Regions from separate parts of the Homo sapiens genome. Here region 1 is linked to region 2. A link is an interaction called in ENCODE POLR2A ChIA-PET data of the cell type or tissue named here. Cell type or tissue: HepG2. All regions are shown on one strand.

Region 1 (8,000 bases), 65 kb after region 2:
AGGTATCTAAATTCCCTTTCAGGTTCTCAGAAGTATATAATTGTAAGGCTATTAAAAGCTTCTGGCTTGGGATTAGGGACACATTAGTACAATAACCTCAATAACTTCAAAAATGCCAGGAAAAATGCTATTTTCAAAGAAAAGAATAACAACTCTTTAAAGGTAACATTCTTTATTTCGATTCTAACATTATTTGAGATATTCTATGTTTAAATAGCGGCAATTTTTATTAGGAATAGAGCTTATTTTTAGCAAAGTGTTGTGAGGTTTGTTATCTTACATCAGCATGTATGTGATAAGTTGTTAATTTCTAACGTTCACCTTATATTGCGCAATATGTGAGACCAGCTATACAAAGTTAATGTCAAAAGATTACACTTTAGAACAAATAGCCTCAACACATGTGATTTGTTTCTGTTGGAGGGCATATACACCTTTGGAAAATGATACCTAAGAACCTTAACAGATTTCTCAACTATTGTTTTAGTTTAATGCCTATGTAAACTGAAGCTTTCTCAGGTAAACTAATTCTTTTTGTTTCTTTTCAAACAATCTCAAAGTAGCAGAAACATTTCAAGAACAGAACATTTTCTCCTCTGAACCATGTGAGAGTAAGTTTCTGACCTGATGCTTCATGCCCCACTTAAACATTACCATCTATTTCCTACAAAGGACATTCCCCATACCATCCCAATACAGCCATTAAAATCAAGAAATGAATATATACGAAGCACCATCTGGTCCCCATACCCCATCTAAGTTTCAGAAAAAAAGTCCCTACAATGGACTTGGTAGCAAAATGTTCCAGCTCAGAATCACCCATTGCCATTGGCTGTCACTTCTCTCTAATGTGGCTTCACTCTGGAACTGCAACAGTCTCTTCTGACTTTTCCATAACCTTGACACTTTTTAAAATTCCAAGACAGTTCTGCTGTAATATGATTATATTTGAGGCAGGCACCTTTGGCAGGAACATCATAGAAGTGATGCTGTGCTCTTCTCACCATATCGTCTCAGATGGCACACCATTTTTTTGGTCTTTGATCATCTGATCAAAGTGCTATCTGCCAAGCTTCTCCACTATAAAGTTACTCTTTTCCCCTTGATATTAATAAGCATATTCTGAAGAGTTACTTTGAATCTTTAGTACATTGTACCCCATCAAAGTTTTCATTGATTCATTTTTTAATTTGCATCAGTTGGTACTCATGAATCCCCATATTATTAAATGGGTTACAATCCACTAATATTATTATTTATTTTGATGCTCAGTTTTGTCCCAGATTTGTCCAGTGGGAACCCCTTCATGTTGGCCTCTGTATCTTTTTGACATGACTCATTATCCTTTGAGCACTCCATTGCTTTCTGGCACAAGATGTTCTAGGCTTATCTGCTACTTTCCCACACTAGCCCTGAAATCAGCCATTTCTCCAAGAAGCCTTGGTTACTGTTAGTAAAGAATGGTATTTAGAATCCAAGATCTGGGTGCTAAATATACTCATCACTACTGGAAATCACTGCTAAGAATACATGTGCACATATTCATATACACATACAACTTATAATGTATATCATATATATTTATGTATATGATATGCATGATATGTATTCATGATACATATATTTACACATATACTTGTTTAAATCTATATACCTATATAGACATAGGTAAAGAGATAGGGATTTAATGTCATGGATTCCCATGGATACTGCCAACTGCAATCCAACACCACAGGGTTCATTCTACTTTTTCTCTATCTTTATTTCATTCTTCTCTAGTGAAAAACCTAGATCCTATTATCTTTCCTAGATTTAATTATTTGATCAGTCACCCTGTATATTGCTAAACTCTCATTGCCACTGCCACACCTGTCCCCACAGAGATGTCTCCTTACCCACTCAGGCTCCAACCTCCATCGCTGGTCTGACCCTCCTACATGCTTTCCTCCACATCGTGTTTGGGATCAAACATCACCCATCTGCTGCTCCTGCACAAAAGCCTTGTTAACTTGCTGAACTCTGGGACCCTGTGTCAAGCTGCCCGCTGCAGGAGCACCCATTCACTGTGCTCAGGCCCTAATACTCCATACCAGGCTGCCCTCTTGCCTGGATGCCATCCTTACCAAGGTCAGCCTCAGATATCCTGATCTGGGCCCCTTGGGCTCCACCCACTTAGTGAGGATGTCTCCTTGCTCTTCCCCACCAAATAACTATAGGATCTATCGAGGGAAAGATGAGAGGGAGGAGGGAAGAGAATGAGGGTGACAGAAGATGAGGAAGAGTCAGTTGCCCTAATTCTTAACAAATGTTTTAAACATATGATTTTTTTGTGATGATAAATTTAGGGTAAAGATGTTCATGCATCACAAACATCACTATTAAACGTAGGCTTAGGCTGGGCACAGTAGCTCTTGCCTATAATCCCAACACTTTGGGAGGCCAAGGCAGGAAGATCGCTTGTGCCTAGGAGTTCAAGGCCAGCCTAGGCAACGTAGTGAAACCCCATCTCTACAAAAAATACAAAAATTATCCGGGTGTGGTGGCATATGCCTGTAGTCCCAGCCATGTGGGAGGCTGAAGTGGGAGGATCCCTTGAGTCCAGAAGGTCAAGGCTGTAGTGAGCCATGAGTGTGCCTTGGTACTCCAGCCTGAATGACAGAGTGAGACCCTGTCTCAAAAATTAAATGAATGAATGAATGAATAAATAAATAAATAAAGGTAGGCTTATGGTTAATCTGTTCCCTTTAAACAGATTTTGGTCTTTGATCATTTGATCAAAGTGTTGTCTGCCAAGCTTCTCCACCATAAAGTTACTCTTTTGCCCTTGATACTAATAAGCACATTCTGAAGAGTTACTTTGAATCTTCAGTACTTTGTATCCCATCAAACTTTTCATTGACTCCTTTTTTAGTTTACATCAGTTGGTACTCATGAATTCCCATATTATTAAATGAGTTGCAATCCACTAATATTATTATTTATTTGATGCTCAATTTGTCCCAGATTTGTCCAGTGGGAACCCCTTTAAATGTCCTTAAAGGTAAAAAACTGCTAGCATGTTCTACTGAGATATGGGCTAACAATGTCAGACATATGTGGGTGCTAGAATAATATTTGCTTCAAAAATATTTATTACTAGAAAGCTACTGTGTTTGGGGTGAGGGTTTAGTAGGGAAGGGGGTTCATAAAGGGAATGCAAAAGCCACGTCCTATGGAAGTTAAAAGGATCATTTAAAATGATTCTACTGCAAACATTTTTCAAAAGATAAACATGACCCATTTCTCCAATTTGTGCCATGTAATAGTAATAATAATGATATTTAAAAATTCCCACTGATGTATCCTTTACAAAGATATATTACATGTCTTATTTAATCAAAAAACCTTAGAAGAGTCCCTGTACCTAATTTTATTCCAGGACTCAAACCGTGTCAGCATGTCATTCAGTGCAAATCAGACATTTAAATGCGTAGGCTATGCTGTCAGTAGTTCTGAACTTTCACAGACATTTCCAATTAACTCAGAGAGACAACTGGATATTGTGTTTAAGCACTGTGTTTAAGCAAACAGGTACTGGATGGACCAATGCCAAATTTCCCGCTCTGCTGCTTAACTAAGTATGTGTACTTGGGCAATTATTAAACTAAGCCCCGATTTCTTCATCTTGAGCCCAGAAGGTCAAGGCTGCAGTGAGCTGTGAATGTGCCTCTGCCCTCCAGCCTGAGCAAAAGAGTGAGAATTCCCCAGGAGTGCAGAGGTTCTCAGAACTGCAATACTCTGAGATGAATTTTGAAAGGTGAATCAGGGATAGAAGAATTGGGGATACCCAGAACGGAGAAAAATGTCCTGGACAATTCTATTTTTTTTCAGCTGGAACTAAAAAAAATGCTAACTCGTAGGGCTATACATTTATAACTATTCTTATTATTAAAATTTGACTCAAAGTCTTAGGTTAACAGAAAACCTATGTCCAAGTGTGTAGGTCTATACATCTAGGTAAAAAATATCCAGTAAACCTCACAATATCCTTTTGCAAAGAGAAAACTGAATTTTGCAGAGATCAATACCGAATCTAGAAAACAAGCTGAGAGTGCCTGACAATTTTTAATTCTGGCTTAAATTCGATGCTAACTTCATAACTTTTGTCTTGTACATTGTTCCACAATTTTAGCTTAAGTGGAGCTAAAAGGACAGAACTTATACCATATACATAGAGGGACATCCCCTCCCCCATTCATCTTATTGATATACACCTTCATTTATTCCACTTTCATTTGTTTCCTACCTTTTTTTCTCTCTCTCTTTAGAGATCTTCTCTGCATATCAACTTAACCGTGATGCCTATGGAATAAGTATTTATCTAACAGTGCACTCTCTAGGCCATATCATTTTAAAGCTGTGGTTTTTAACCAGCTCAAAATCACATTTAAAGCTACATGGGGAGCTGATAAAACTTCTTAATGCCCACACTGAATCCCAAGCCAAACGAACCAGAGTTTTGTAGGGAAAGATCCAGGTATCAGGATTTTTCAAGCTCTCTGGTGATTCTGACATACAGTCAAGTAGAGAATCAAAGTTCTACAATGAATCCAGAATGCACTGGTTCTCAGAACCGCAATACTCTGAGATGAACCAGGGATAGAAGAATTGGAGATACCCAGAAGGGGGAAAAATGAACTGGGCAATTCTGTTTCTTTTTCTTTTTTTTTTCTTTTTTTTTTTTTTTTTTTTGAGACAGTTTTGCGCTGTCACCCAGGCTGGAGCTTACTGGCACCATCATCATCATAGCTCACTGCAGCCTCAAACTTTGGGCTGAAGCAATCTTTCTGCCTTGGCGTCCCAAGCACCTGGGACTACAGGTGTACATCACCACAACCGCACTTTAAAAATTTTTTTTAAATAAATAAGGGACCTTGCTATTTTGCCCAGGGTGGTCTTGAACTCCTGGATTCCAGCCATCCTCCCACCTCAGCACCCCAAAGTGCTGGGATTACAGGCCTGGACCATTCTTTATAAGTGGTATTATGGAAAAGAGATATGGCACAAGGAAATTTAGAACTGAAGCAACCCAAGATGTTCTGTCCAAGTTGTTAACAACTAGACCTTTTAAAAGGCATTTATAAAAATTAATAGTCTTACCTTTTGATTATCCTTCTTTCTCTATGGTGTGTTACAAAAATTCCACATATTACAAGCCCATGAAAATAAATTCCCATGAGAGTTTGAAAACTTTTTGCAGAATAATGTCCCAATTTTAGTTACTGGTGGCCAATATTTACCAACTTGAGAGGTGGTGTTTTATTACCCTTACTGGCTGTTAACAGTTATGACACAGAAACTTGCAATAGGTTGGATGGAATCCTTTCAATATGAAAAGTAATTATAAACAGGTGAAGGTACAATGGCAAATTTCGTGTTGGCTTTGGTAATGTTTTGCATATAATCCCTCTGTCAAAGTGTCTTAAATAATAAAACAAGCAAAAATCACACACACACACGCACACACACATTTTGTTTTCAAAGACCACGGTGTAAAATGAAGATACACACACGTTATCCTTTAAGTTGTGGATCTTTGGTTGGCTAGTTGGTTATGATGTTTTTTCCCCCGCTCAGCTCTAAAAAAACATCCTCGGCAAGGTGAGGTGGCTCACACCTGTAATCCCAGCACTTTGCGAGGCCGAAGCGGGCGGATCACCTGAGGTTGGGAGTTAGAGACCAGACTGACCAATGTGGAGAAACCCCGTCTCTACTAAAAATGTAAAATTAGCCGGGCTTGGTGGCGCATGCCTGTAATCCCAGCTACTCTGGAGGCTGAGAGAGAAGAATCGCTTGAACTCGGGAGGAGGAGGTTGCGGTGAGCCGACATCACGCCATTGCACTCCAGCCTGAGCAACAAGAGCAAAACTCCGTCTCAAAAAGAAAAAAGAAAAAAAAAATTCCTCAAAGCCAACCCACCTGACAAAAGGAGGGAAGGAGCTGATACTCGAGCCTCACTCTCGAATCAAGAAAAGGGAGTAGGCCTTGGGGAAATGTGGCTTTCAAAATTCATGCCACATTTGCACAAGCCAAATCGCTATCTGGTCCCTGCATCCACCCACACACCCCACTGCCGTCTTCCTAGGAAACACCAGACTCTGCCCTGATACCTACGCGCCCGACTCGCGGGGCGCTGTTTGTTTAAGACTCGCCCCCAAAGAGCGCGGGAGCGCGAGCGGCACCAGTTCCAGGGTTCAGCTCAGGTGACACAAACGTAGCCAATGGGAGGCTGCCGCCGACTCTCGCCACCCGCCCTCACCAGCATCCCCGCGCCTCTCCCCGCCAACCCTGCCCGGAGCGCCAGCGATGCCCTCTGCCCGCGGGGACCCGAGCCTCGCGCGCCCTCCGCCCTCCCTACCCTGGCCCCTGTACCCATCACACCTGGGGCACTGCCGTCCGCCGAGCTTGGGCGCGCGGCGGCGAGAAGGCACTGGAGGAGGAGAAGCAGCCGGGGCGTAGGCGCCCTCGCCCCCAGCAGGCCGGGGAGGGCGCGCATGGCGCCAGAGGGTCCGCCTCAGTTCTCGTGGAGACTGCTCCCTCAGCTCGCCGCCGCGGGTGTCCGGAATCCCTCCGCACACTCGCAGGTGGCCCGGCACCCGCAGCCAGTGCCGCGGGCAGGACGCTGAAGAAAAGGCGGAATGGGAGGGGCCCGGCCGCCTTGCCCTACTCCCCGAGACGCTCTTACCGCGCCCGGCCTTCCATCAGTTATGCAGCCCTCAGCCCGCTGCTGGCGTTCCCGGATGTGCGGTGCTACTCCCGGCTGCAGCCTCTCCGGCCTCCGCCCTCTAGGCTCTAGCAGGTCGGGAGAGAGCTTGGGCAGGTGATGTGTAGCCCATCGCGTGGGGAGAGGTTGAAACTATCCCTGCAGACTGGCCTTTGCACTTCATCTGAGGCAGATTTCACTAATTTTCGTTGATGGGACAGATGAGAGACACTTTCCTCCTCCCCGACCCCGGACATCTTTGGGCTTTCTTATGAGGGAGGCTTATTTTTGCGCAGGTGTAAGGTTTTATCCAGCTGCCAGACAACTTGTACTGATCTTTCTTTGCTTTGCCTACTAATCACACACACCCTCTCTTCTAGCCTGTGAAGACTTAACTGATTTTCTACGGATGAAGGTTTCAGTGTCCCAAGGCCCCATACCGTATCTGATTTTACTTTATTTTTGTTTGTTAAGCCTAACAGCTTCTGAGGAGCCACGTAGAGCTCAAGAAGCAAAAGCTACTGAGAGTAGATGCTATGTAAACTGCACAAGACGTTGACCTTTGTTAAATCCGAACACTGTTTAAGATAATGCTATCTCTTACCCACGAGGCTGTAGCTTGGAATATTCAGTGCTCTGAACCAAATTAAATAAATTAGTGCTTTATCCGGGAGGGGAGGAGAAATCTATGTTGTAACATTGAAACACATTGATTTGATTTCTCTCCAGGATGTTATAACGCATTAAAAGATATTTTAAATATTTTTCACGAGCTTTGTTTCCTCTCCCTTTATTTTTTGAAGTTCAGCTTTCACATTCGTAAATTCAAAATATATCAGCGTTAAAAAAAAAAAAAAGGATTGGAAATAACATAAGAGACAAATTTTGAAAATTGAACTATTTAACAAAACCTATGCTTATTCCAGGCAGGAATGGTTAATTTGTAATTGGTACGTATTACTAAAACATGTCCGTTTTTGTTTTAGTATTATATGCGCAAAACTTTGGAAACAGATGTAGATTCTTCAAGTTGGCAGTGAGAGAATATGAATAATACAATTCATTCAACCATATTATCTACCAGGTGCCAGTCATTGTGTTCAAAAAAGGCTAGATAGGCACGCATGCACGAATGCACGCATGCACACATGTACACACACACACACACAAATTAGACAACTATTTATCTGTGAATAACAAATCTTAGAAAAGCCTCTTCTCAGAAAATTATGGTCACAATGATTAAAATCTTTTGAAT
Region 2 (8,000 bases):
ATTTCCTTAATAGTTGTAGAGCTATGCAATTATCTTTTTCATACTGAATAATCCTTGGTACTTTATGTGGTAGTTGTATAGCCCATTTCATCTAAATTGTCAAACTTATGTGTGTAGAGTTGTTCATACAATTTCTTTATTATCCTTTTGATATCTATAGGGTCTATAATTATATTGCCTGTTTCATTTCTGGTATTGGTAATTTGTCTCTCTGTCTTTTTTTGCTGTCAGTTTTGTTGGAGCTTTGCCAATTTTATCGTTATTTCCAAAGAACCATCTTTTTGTTTCATTGATTTTCCCTGCTGTTTGTGTATTTAATTTCATTGACTTCTGCTGTTATATTCATAATTCTCTTCCTTTAGCTTGCTTTGGATTTTTGTTCTTCATTTTCTAGTTTCTTGGTGTGGGAGCTTAGGTGGATTTGAGGCTCTTTCTCTTTTTTAACATAAGAATTTAACACTATAAATGTCAGCATTGCTTTAGCTGCATGCCCAAATTTTTGATGTGTTAAATTTTCATTTTCTTTCTATCCCATTTACTTTTAAAATTTCCCCTAAGACTTCCGCCTTGACTCAAGAGTTATTTACAGGTGTGTCTTTTAACACCCAAGTGTGGATATATTTCTGTTATCTCTATTACTAATGTATAGTTTGATTCCATTTTTGTCACAAAACATACTCTATGATTTCAATTCTTTTATATTTTTTGGTGTTAAAGTCCAGGATATAGTCTATCTTGGTAAATGTTCTATATGTATGTGTGTATTCTGCTGTTTTTAGTATTCTAAACATATAAATTAGATGATGTTCATTGATGGTGTTGTTTTATATACTTGCTCTGTTCCTGTCTAGTTGTTCTAACAGTTGTTGGAAAAGGCTTGTTGATGTCTCCAAACATAATTGTAAATTTGTCTATTTATTATTTCAGTTCTATCAGTTTTTGCTGATGGTCTACCACATATTTTGCAACTCTATTGTTTAGTCTATATTTTCTTGGTGGGTCCTTTTATTATGTAATGTCCCTTTTTGTTCCTGGTAATTTTCTTTGCTCTGACATCCATTTTATGAGATATCAATATAGTCACTCTTGCTTGCTTTTGATTAATGCTTATATGGCAAATACATTTCCATCCTTTTACATTCAACCTACCTATATTGTTCCATTTGAATTGAGTTTCTTGTAGGCAGCACATAGTGGGGTTCTTTTTCATCCACTCTACCAATCTCTGTCTTATTGGTATAAGAAGCCTATTTAGATTTAGGGTAATTATTAATTTATTAGAACCTAAGTCCACGATTACTTTTATTTTCCATTTCTTCTGTTTTTCCTTACTGTTTTCCCTTCATTCCTGTGAGTTACTAGAACTTTTTTAGAATTCCATTTTGATTTATCCATACTTTCTTAGTGGTTGTTCTGGGTATTATATAACTGATTATGTAACTTTAAATATAATTTGTTACAATTTATTGATATTAAAATTTTACCAATTTGAGTGAAGCTTAAAAACCTTACCTACTTTTATGTCCCTTTATCTTGCTCCTTTATAAGTATCTTCAATATGTCCTTTACATTTACATTACATTGAGAACCAGATCAGTGTTGTAACTTTTGCTTTAATAGTTAAAAATTAGAGAAAAATTAAGAAGGGAAGACTGTCTATTATATTTGATGCTTCTACTCCCTCAAGAAAGTGTTATTTCTCCCTTCCTGATGTTCTCCAAATCCTTCTTTTATGATTCCCTCCCTCTTTGAAGAACCTTCTTTAACCATTTTTTTAAGGTAGGTCTGCCAGTTTCTTAGCTGTTTTTATTAAGGATATCCTGATTTCTATTTCATTATTCAGAGATTCTTTCATCAGATATAGAACTTTGGACTGCCTACTCTACTTTTCTAGGAGCATTTGGAAAATGTGATACTTCTTTTGTCTTCCATAGTTTCTGATGTGAAATCCACTGTCATCATTTGGTTTTCCCCAGTAGGTGAGGTATTGTTTCTCTATCTCTGCTTTTAAGGTTCTCTATCTTTAGTTTTCATAATTTTGATTATGGTGTGTTTTGACCTGGATTTCCTTCAGTTTATTCTGTTTGGGGTTTGCTCAGTTTCTTCAATGTGTAGGTTAATGGCACTTGTTAAAGTTGGGGAAATTTTCAATCGTTATTACTTTGAATATCTTTTCAGCCCAACATTTTATCCTCTCCTTCTGCAATACCAATAATACAAATGGTATATCATTTGTTACAAGTCTCACAGGGCCTGAGGCTCTGTGCATTTTGCATTTTTTTTCCAGTCTATATTACCTCTGTTATTCAGAATAGATAACCTTTATTTTCTTTATCTCTTACATCATCTATTTGTTTTCTGTCACTTTCTATTCGCTGAGGTTATTTTTCATTTGTTCCTAGCTGCTCATGATGCATTTTGATGATGGCTGCTTTAAATAATTGTTAGGTAATTCTAACATTTGATTCATTTTGGTTTTGGCATCTATTGGTTTTTTTCTTAATCAAGTTGAGAATTTCATGACTCTTGGTATGTTTTTTATTGAAACCTAATATTTTAGATATTATGAGATTCTAGATCTTATCTAAATTGGTTTAGTAGGCCTCCTCTGACACCACATTACTGGGGAAAGAGATACTCACTTCACCTTATTACTGTCAGGTAGAGTTAGAAATCTAAATTCCTCATTTTGCCTCCATTAAAAATCCAGGGTAAGAGGGGTACCTGGTTCCTCCACATCCAGAGTGGGAGTTCAGGCTTCTTAATAGGAATGAAAGGGGTTCCTTATCACCAGTTCAGGTGACAGTCTTGGCTCCCAGCTCCCTACTTGGGGAGGCTTTGCTGCTGGAGGTGGAGGTGGGGCCACAGTAGCTGTGTAAGTCAGAATCTTTTACTGTTTGTTTTATAAGACCTAATGTTGTTAGCTGTGCTTACCAGGAGTGGGGGAAAGCATATCTACTCAGTCTTTCCAGAAGTTGATCTCCCAATAATTGTTTTCTAATGCAGTCACCAAAAAACACAATTACTCACTTCCTTTAAGCTGGCCTCACATGCTTTAGAACACACACACTTATTTACCAGTCATTAATCATTTTAGCATATAAGTATTTCAAATAAGAGTCAAATAAAATACATAGTGAAATATTGTATATTCCCCTTAATATTTTTTCCTCTTAACTGTTAGAAACATTAAAATGCCCTACTTGGAATATTGATTCTCTTTTGTAGAAGTAGACATTTTCATAGAATATAAATTTTGAAATATTTTGCAAGCATTTGTGCTGAATCAACCTAAACTAACATGGCAAAATTAAAAAAAAAAAAAATTACCCAGAACAGCGGGAGTCTGGCAATATGGCCAAATAGGAAGAGCTTTGGTCTGCAGCTCCCAATAAGATCAATGCAGAAGGTGGGTGATTTCTGCATTTCCAACTGAGTTACAAGGTTCATCTCACTGGGACTGGTTGGACTGTGGGTGTAGCCAAAGAAGGGCGAGGTGAAGCAGGGTGGGCCATCACCTCACCTGGGAAGTGCAAGGTGTTGGGGAACCCCCTCTCCTAGACAAGGGAAGCCATTAAGGACTGTACTGAGCACTCTGGCCCAGATACTGCGCTATTACCACAGTCTTCACAACCCGCAGACCAGGAGATTCCCTTCGGTGCCTACACCACCAGGGACCCTGGGTTTCCAGCACAAAACTGGGTGGCCATTTGGGCAGACACCGAGCTAGCCGCAGGAGTCTATTTCTCATACCACAGTGGCACCTGGAAAGCCAGTGAGACAGAACTGTTCACTCCGCTGGCAAGGGAGCTGAAGCCAGGGAGCCAAGTGCTCTGGCTCAGCGAGTCCCACCCCCACGGAGCCCAGCAAGCTAAAATCCACTGGCTTGAAAGTCTCGCAGCCAGCACAACACAAGAGTCTGAGCTCGACCTGGGACACTCCAGCTTGGTGGGGGGAGGGGCATCCACCATTGCTGAGGCTTGAGTAGGCAGTTTTCCCTCACAGTGTAAACAAAGCCACCAGGAAGTTCAAACTGGGTGGAGCCCACCACAGCTCAGCAAGGCCTCTGAGGCCAGACTGCATCCTCTACATTCCCTCTCTGAAAAAAAGGCAGCAGCCCCAGTCAGTGTCTTATAGATAAAACCCCCAACTCCCTGGGACAGAGCAACTCTGGGAAGGGGCAGTTGTAGGCGCAGCTTCAGCTGACTTAAACGTCCCTGCCTGGTAGCTCTGAAGAGAGCAGCAGATCTACCAACAAAGCGTTCAACCTTTGTTTGAACTTCGTTCAAACTTTGTTTGAAAGTGGCTTTGTTTACACTCTGATAAGGGACAGACTGCCTCCTGATTGGGAGACACTTCCCGGTAGGGGCCGACAGACACCTCATACAGGAGAGCTCTGGCTGGCATCTGCTGGGTGCCCCTCTGGGACGAAGCTTCAAAAGGAAGAAACAGTTAGCAATCTTTGCTTTTCTGCAGCCTCCACCGGTGATACCCAGGCAAACAGGGTCTGGAGTGGACCTTGAGCAAACTCCAGCAGACCTGCCGCACAGGGGCCTGACTGTTAGAAGGAAAACTAACAAGCAGAAAGGAATAGTATTAACATCAACAAAAACGACGTCCACTCAGAGACACCATCCGAAGGTCACCGACTTCAAAGACCAAAGGTAGATAAAATCCAGGAAGGACAAAAAGGCTGAATATTCCAAAAATCTGAACGCCTCTTCTCCTTCAAAGGATAATAACTCCTCACCAGCAAAGGAACAAAACTGGATGAAGAATGAGTTTGATGAATTAGTAGAAGGAGGCTTCAGAAGGTGAGTAATAACAAACTCCTCCAAGCTAAAGGAGCATGTTCTAACCCAATGCAAGGAAGCTAAGAACCCTGAAAGAAAGCTAAATGAATTGTTAACTAAAATAAACAGTTTAGAGAGGAACATAAATGAACTGAAGGAGACGAAAAACACAGCATTGTAACTTCCTGGAGCATAAACAAGTATCAATAGCCAAATCAATCAAATGGAAGAAAGGATAACAGAAATTGAAGATCAATTCAATGAAATAAAGTGAGAAGACAAGATTAAACACACTGAAAAGAACAAAGCCTCCAAGAAATATGGGACTACGTGAAAAGACCAAATGTACATTTGATTGTTGTACCTGAAAGTGATGGGGAGAATGGAACCAAGTTAGAAAATACTCTTCAGGATATTATCCAGGAGAATTTCCCCAACCTAGAAAGACAGGTCAACATTAAAATTCAGGAAATACAGAGAACACCACAAAGATAATTCTCGAGAAGAGCAACTCTAAGACCCATAATTGTCAGATTTACCAAGGTTGAAATGAAGGAAAAAATATTAAGGCCAGCAGAGAGAAAGGTTGGGTTACCCACAAAGGGAAGCCCATCACACTAACAGCAGATCTCTCAGCAGAAACCCTACAAGCCAGAAGAGAGTGGGGGCCAATATTCAACATTCTTAAAGAAAAGAATTTTCAACCCAGAATTTCATATCCAGCCAAACTAAGCTTCATAAGTGAAGGAGAAATAAAATACTTTACAGACAAGCAAATGCTGAGAGATTTTGTCACCACCAGGCCTGCCTTAAAAGAGCTCCTGCAGGAAGCACTAAACATGGAAAGGAACAACTGATACCAGCCACTGGAAAAACATACCAAATTGTAAAGACCACCGGTGCTATGAAGAAACTGCATCAACTAACAGGCAAAATAACCAGCTAGCATCATAATGGCAGGATCAAATTCACACATAACAATATTAACCTTAAATGTAAATGGGCTAAATGCCCCAAATAAAAGACACAGACTGACAAACTGTATAAAGAGTCAAGACCCATTGGTGTGCTGTATTCAGGAGAGCCATCTCACATGCAGAGACACACATAGGCTCAAAATCAAGGGATGGAGGAATATTTACCAAGCAAATGGAAAGCAAAAAAAAAAAAAAAAAAGCAGGGGTTGAAATCCTAGTCTCGATAAAACAGACTTTAAACCAACAAAGATCAACAAAGACAAAGAAGGGCACTACATAATGGTAAAGGGATCAATGCAACAAGAAAAGCTAACTATCCTAAATATATATGCGCCCAATACAGGGGAACTCAGATTCATAAAGCAAGTTCTTAGAGACCTACAAAGAGACTTAGACTCCCACACAATAATAGTGGGAGACTTTAACACCCCACTGTCAATATTAGACAGATCAATGAGACAGAAAATTAACAACAATATCCAGGACTTGAACCAAGCTCTGGACCAAGCTGACCTAATAGATATCTACAAAACTCTCCACCCAAATCAACAGAATATACATTCTTCTCAGCACTACATCACAATTATTCTAAAACTGACCACGTAATTGGAAGTTAAACACTCCTCAGCAAATCCAAAAGAACAGAAATCATAACAAACAGTCTCTCAGACCACAGTGCAACCAAACTAGAACTCAGGATTAAGAAACTCACTCAAAACTCCACAATTACATGGAAACTGTACAACCTACTCCTGAATGACTACTGGGTAAATAACAAAATGAAGGCAGAAATTAATATGTTCTTTGAAACCAATGAGAACAAAGACACAACATACCAGAATCTCTGGGACACATTTAAAGCGGTGTGGAGAGGGAAATTTATAGCACTAAATGCCCAGGAGAGAAAGCAGGAAAGATCTGAAATCGACATCCTAACATCACAATGAAAAGAACTAGAGAACCAAGAGAAAACAAATTCAAAAGCTAGAAGAAGACGAGAAATAACCAAGATCAGAGCAGAACTGAAGGAGAGATATGAAAAACCCTTCAAAAAAATCAATGAATTCAGGAGCTGGTTTTTTGAAAAGATCAACAAAATTGATAGACCGCTAGCAAGACTAATGAAGAAGAAAAGAGAGAAGAATCAAATAGATGCAATATAAAATGATAAAGGGGATACCACCACCAATCCCAAAGAAATACAAGCTACCATCAGAGCATACTATACACATCTCTATGCAAATAAAGCAGAAAATCTAGAAGAAATGGATAAATTCCTGGACACATACACCCTCCCAAGACTAAACCAGGAAGAAGTTGAGTCCCCGAATAGACCAATGACAAGTTCTGAAATTGAGGCAGCAATTAATAGCCTACCAACCAAAAAAAGCCCAGGACCAGACAGATTCACAGCCAAATTCTACCAGAGGTACAAAGAGGAACTGGTACCATTCCTTCCTAAACTATTCCAAACAATAGAAAAGAAGGAATCCTCCCTAACTCATTTTATGAATCCAGTGTAATCCTGATACCAAAACCTGGCAGAGACAAAACGAAAAAGAAAATTTCAGGCCAATATCCCCGATGAACATCTATGCAAAAATCCTTGATAAAATACTGGCAAACCAAATCCAGCAGCACATCAAAAAGCTTATCCACCACCATCAAGCCAGCTTCATCCCTGGGATGCAAGGCTGGTTGAACATACACAAATCAATAAACATAATCCATCACATAAACAGAATCAATGACAAAAACCACATGATTATCTCAATAGATGCAGAAAAGTTCTTCAACAAAATTCAACACCCCTTCATGCTAAAAACTCTCAATAAACTAGGTATTGATGGAACATATCTCCAAATAATAAGAGCTATTTATGACAAACCCACAGCCAAATTCATACTGAATGGGCAAAAACTGGAAGCATTCCCTTTGAAAACTGGCACAAGAAAAGAATGCCCTCTCTCATCACTCCTATTCAGTACAGTATAGGAAGATCTGGCCAAGGCAATCAGGCAAGAGAAAGAAAAAAGGGTATTCAATTAGGAAAAGAGGAAGTCAAATTGTCTCTGTTTGCAGATTACATGATTCTATATTTAGAAAGCTCCATTGTCTCAGCCCAAAATCTCCTTAAGCTGATAAGCAACTTCAGCAAAGGCTGAGGATACAAAATCAGTGTGCAAAAATCACAAGCATTCTTATACACTAATAACAGACAAACAGAGAT

The links. Peaks named below come from ENCODE experiments on the same cell type or tissue, not always from the same donor. Only the 100,000 strongest peaks of a DNase experiment are listed, where the experiment ranks them.
Region 1: POLR2A ChIA-PET joins it to region 2 with 39 read pairs; 7 of 35 experiments call an interaction of 5 or more read pairs at or near these places.

Annotation. Positions count from the first base shown.
Region 1 is chr1:121,517,880-121,525,879 of GRCh38, reverse strand. It overlaps the pseudogene EMBP1. Among named protein-coding and RNA genes, the nearest start is that of SRGAP2-AS1, 120 kb to the right of the region's middle. In HepG2, no CTCF peak of the experiment used is centred here; DNase peaks (open chromatin) are centred at 2,599, 3,589, 6,249 and 6,779; H3K4me3 peaks cover 1,524 bases.
Region 2 is chr1:121,582,955-121,590,954 of GRCh38, reverse strand. No RefSeq gene overlaps it. Among named protein-coding and RNA genes, the nearest start is that of SRGAP2-AS1, 190 kb to the right of the region's middle. RefSeq lists an enhancer at 3,196-4,023. In HepG2, a CTCF peak has its summit at 4,351; a DNase peak (open chromatin) is centred at 4,324.